2 separate regions of the Homo sapiens genome follow, and region 2 is linked to region 1. A link is an interaction called in ENCODE POLR2A ChIA-PET data of the cell type or tissue named here. Cell type or tissue: PC-3. All regions are shown on one strand.

The links. ChIA-PET counts read pairs that join two places held together with the same protein. Peaks named below come from ENCODE experiments on the same cell type or tissue, not always from the same donor. Only the 100,000 strongest peaks of a DNase experiment are listed, where the experiment ranks them.
Region 2: POLR2A ChIA-PET joins it to region 1 with 12 read pairs; 2 of 35 experiments call an interaction of 5 or more read pairs at or near these places.

What each region holds. Positions count from the first base shown.
Region 1 is chr2:111,451,769-111,454,268 of GRCh38, forward strand. The region is part of intron 1 of MIR4435-2HG (MIR4435-2 host gene); the gene reads right to left. Among named protein-coding and RNA genes, the nearest start is that of SOCAR, 38 kb to the right of the region's middle. RefSeq lists enhancers at 1,110-1,844, 1,845-2,500. In PC-3, no CTCF peak of the experiment used is centred here; no DNase peak of the experiment used is centred here.
Region 2 is chr2:111,658,709-111,661,208 of GRCh38, forward strand. No RefSeq gene overlaps it. Among named protein-coding and RNA genes, the nearest start is that of MIR4771-2, 110 kb to the right of the region's middle. In PC-3, no CTCF peak of the experiment used is centred here; DNase peaks (open chromatin) are centred at 903 and 1,193; H3K27ac peaks cover 2,500 bases.

The sequences.
Region 1 (2,500 bases):
AATGGATCTTTCAAGCCAACAACCCAACAGTAAAGTTCTAAAATTACACCACCCAAGTCCTCTACTGTTTCCTTCTTTTGGACAAAAGCAAATATTGACCAGGTGCCAGCCTCGAGCCATTTGAGGCAAAGGCAGCCGTTGCGATGGGCAAAGCCACAGCCTGGCCACACCGGGCCAGGCTCCACGTCCAAACCCGCTTGCATCGTAGAATTTTGAAATTAACAAGTCACCAGACCACACACCAAGCAAGGAGTAATCACTTCACAGAGAGAAAATAACTATGTTTAAAATGAAAGCAAGATCAACACTGGCCTAAATGCTGGTAAAATGACCTTGAGGGATGTTCCAAATTGAAACGGATCAAATTAGTTTTCAATCCACTCTAAAATATGAAATGTCAAAAATAAAAATATGCTGATGAGGCTCAGCGCGCTGAAGTTTTAAAATGACTAAAACGACATCTGTCATGGAAATCCCTGCAATTTTACAAGAGAATAAGAAAGGCTATTTTAAACGGTGCTTAGTCACGTTGCATTTTTTTGGTAGTAATGTCCAAACTTTCCTGTCCCGGTGGCAGAACCCATGAGCATGACCTCCACAGGACTCTGGGGGAATGGGGGTGGGCAAGTTCCAAAAATACCACTCACAGCTCACAAATGACGGCTGGTCAACTCACATTTGACTGTGAAAGCCACAGTGCAGGAGCGAGGACGGACTAAAATGTCTACAGGAGAAGGTAGGGTGTTGTGTTCTAGAAACCCTGGCAGCTGTGGGTGAGCACAGAATTTTCTAATGAGTAAGACTGAAATCAGTGAAAATGCCTCAGCATTAAAGGGAAAAATAACTTATCTGCTGTCTAACCACGGAGCTCAGGCATCTAAGAAAAGCCTAAATAATTCACGAAAACTGTGCCCAAATAGACAAAAGGAGCTCACTGCTTCTTGCAGAATATTTAAACCTGACTCAACTTTGGGGTTTTAATCCAAATATCTTAAGTTCACATTTCATTGCTGGAACATTCCATGTTGTATCAGGAGCTGACTTAGGTGGGTGAAGTTCTTAACCCTGAACAGAGAATAAAATGTTAAAAATAGTAATGAGAGTGCCGATACCTCCATAGACAACCCTAAAATGTGTAATGTGTTCATGAAACACACTGCTCACCGTCTAAAGGAAAGGTGGTTAATCCTGGGCAATTCAGGTTTCTTTGCAGCTACGCCATGGAAGGTCCCTTAAATGCAAGACTCAGCATGGAAACCTCTTTCACTCTGGAATCCTTCTCCAGAACTTGGGTGAAGGTTCACACACTTACATCTACCCCCATGCTTCCCCAAAAGGGCTAAACCCAGAAAAGCCTTTCCCGGATGTCTAATTGGTGACAGCCTATTATGCCCAAGGGGTTTACTTTTCTCCAGGTGCAGAATAACAGAGGAGAGATTTGTTTACTCTCTCCCTTTTTTTTTTTTTTTTTTTTTTTGACATTAACAACTTTGTTTAATGGCCTGGGAGCTTGAGCCGGTCAGATCCCTAGAGCAGGGTCCACACACTCAGCCCTGGACTTTCTCCCACCTATTCCAACCCAGCCTCACACTCCCATAACTGCATTCCTAGCCTTTTCTTCCCGTTTTTAACACTGTGCTTCACCTAGTAATCAACATAAAAACAAAGCAGATAGAAGGACAGGCCTAGGTCAGGCAACCATCTGGGGTAATGCAGGTGTCACAGCCACAGGCCAGGCTTGACTGGCACAGGTCTGGGGAGCCTGGGGGCAGCCTGGGTGGGTGTGAATTAACAGCCTGGAGGTGGTGGGAGGGGGCATTCTGTGTGCCTCTGGGGAGGGGCGGAGGTGAGGTGTTCTCTTTGTCAGGGACCCTTGGATCTGCTGGGGACAGAGCCTGCCCAACTCCCTCCTAAGCAACTTCTGTTTCCTCTGCTCTCCCTTCCTGCAACCTGCACTCCTGCTTCCTGCCTGGCACTACCAACTGTGGGAAACCCAAGTAGGTGGCACCATAGTGGGGGGCAAAAGGCAAAGCCTTGGTTGGGTAGGGGGCATAACTCCAGGCCTAGTTCTGCAAGCCCTGACACTGAGGCAGGATGCTTACAGAGGAGACAAAAAAGCAATGCAGTGCCTCGAATAACAACTGGGGTGCCCCCACACTGCCACTGACAACTGCCCCTCAATAACTAGTACACCCTAGTCTTTCTAGCTTCTGGGCACTCCTAGAAACCAGAGCTTCCAAACCCTTCAGTTCACACAGGCCAGGACTTGCTGAGGGCAGGGGGCGGGGGAGGAGGTGAGGGTTGCTTTCAGGAGTATCTGTTCTTGCTCCCATAATCTTGGAGTGGATCACAAAACTGAGTAAGTGTTGCTATGGTTATTAAAGTCATTCCTTTTAAAAAAGAGCAAAACATGGCAGATTTTCTTAACAACTTGTTCAAATGGCAACAGTCCCGGGTTGTAGCTAATTAAGTGTGCTAAAGATAAACACAAGATCGCACA
Region 2 (2,500 bases), 210 kb after region 1:
CTCACATCCATAATCCCAGCACTTTGGGAGGCCAGGGTGGGTGGGCCACTTGAGGTCAGGAGTTCGAGACCAGCCTGGCCAACATGGTGAAACCCTGTCTCTACTAAAAATAAAAAAATTAGGGGGCATAGTGGCATGCACCTGTAATCCCAGCTACTCAGGAAGCTGAGGCAGGAGAATCACTTGAGCCCAGGAGGCAGAGGCTGCAGTGAGCCAAGACTGCGCCACTGCACTCCAGCCTGGGCAACAGAGCAAGACTCTGATTCAAAAACCAAAACCAAACAACAACAACAACAAAAAAAAAAAACAGTAAATTCCAAATGTTGACCAAGTTTTCTGTCCTAGACTTCTGTGTTGAGCGTTTTAAGGACTGTCTGGGGTCTGCGTCCACAGCGTGGTGTTTGTGCGTACCCCTCACCGCAGCACCACTGCCACCCTGAATCCTGCCATTGCTTGATCTCCCATCAAGCCTTTCTCAGCCTTACCCACTGAATTTGGACAACAACCCTGAGAGGCAGGTCCTGTCAGTCCCCTCACCTTACTTAGGAAGCATATCAGGTTCTGAGAGGGCAGAGCCTCACCCAGCAAGGAGAAGCCAGGATCTGAACCCAGGACTCTGTGATGAACAAACTTGTGCTGTGGTCTCATCAAAATACCTGTTTGTCTTTGTCCATGGTTTCTGGCACAGAGCTTCCCAAACCCTTCGCATTTCCTGAGTGATTCCACTGTGCTTTGTTATTCAGAAACAGCCCCTTATACAACTCCTACCTGAGTTTGCACAAAGGAGGTGGCCCTCGCATAGTTTCAGGGGAGAGGCTGGCCACGTCAGAAAGGCCAAGCACGTGATTAGAGAGTTGGAGGTTTCAGCCCCACGCCCTGATCTCCAGGGAGCAGAGGGAGCTGAAAATTTGAGTTCAGTCACATGCCAATGATTTCATCACACATGCCTACTTAGTGAAACCCTGGACAAATACTGCAACAGTGAGGCTTGGGGACTTCCTGGCTGGTGAACATAATTGACTCTCTGGGAGGGTGCAGCACCCTGACTCCAGCGGGACAGAAGCTCCTGCACCTGCCGCTGTCCCCGCCCCCACCCCTGCCCCAGACCTTGCTGCCCTACATCTCTCCATCTGGCTGCTCATTTGTATCCATTATAATAAAACTGTAGTTGTAACCTGTAGCACATTCCTGAGCTCTGTGAGTCATTCTAGCAAACCATCCAACCAGAAGGGAGGTCATGGGAACTCTCAAATTTGTAGCCAAGTTGGACAGAAGTATGAGTAGCCTGGAGACCCAGGACTTACAGCTGGTGCCTGAAGTGAGGACAGTCTTGCCAAGCCCCTTCACCTGTGGGGTCTGCGCCAACTCTGGGTAGTTAACATCAGAATTGAACTGAGGTGTGGGACACCCAGTTGGTGCCAGAGAATCCGTGCTGGACGGACAGGCCCTTCACCCCTCCCAGGCCCTGGAAGGAGCCTCGCCTTTCCTCCTCACCAGCTTCTCCCTGATCACATGCCTGTCTTTTGATGCAATCAATAACAATAACCGCACACTTTCTCCAGCTCAGAGGCTTCCTGATTGTGTTCCACATGGTACCAGATTGTTAATAGAGCATCAAGAGGGGTTGAGACCTCGTAATTTTAATACTGAGGGGCAGATAATCTAGCCTGCAGTGGGTTGAAAATACACGATGAGAAACTCAAAATGCAGTTCTCTCTCCTTCCCTTAAATAAGGTGTTCACATGGCCAGCATAAGGCATAATGCTCAGATGGAAATATTTTGAAACACAATTCTGAAAGGCCCATCATCAGTAACGTGTGGGGCAGAACACATGGGAATCCCCACTGAGCAGTGTGTGCCCGACAATCAGTGCTAGCATAATCGTTTCACAAAGGTTTAATAGACTACCTTATAAGGTAGCATACTTAGGCAATTGATTTGGGACTCAAAGGGCCTACTCTTTTTATGTATGTATTTATTTATTTATTTTTCTAGAGAGTCTTGCTCTGTCACCCAGGCTGGACTGCAGTGGCACAATCATGCCTCACTGCAGCCTCAAACTCTTGGGCTCAAGCAATCCTCCCACCTCAGCCTCCCAAAGCACTGGGATTACAGTCATGAGCCACCACACCAGGCCCATTTTGAAAGCTAAGTTTGCCCTAGATGATTCCCTCCTATGCTCACTGATGTTACCCACACATTGCTGATATGGTCGACAGGCCCTTTAAATAAAGTTTCCCTTTCTTTCGTTAAAACAGAGACCAATAATGGGGGATTTTACGTTCTTTCCACAAATTCACTGGGAAAACACACAGTTTTATTTAAGACCATTTTTCCTTTTGAAACCCAGCATGTGATTCTCTAGCTTATTCTCCTAACTCAACACATAAAATTCCCCATGTCCCTAATGTTCCCTCGACCTCCTCAACGAAAGTGAACTGAAGGCTCCTCCAACAATAATACTACATTACACATTTACATTTCCAAATTACTTTCACA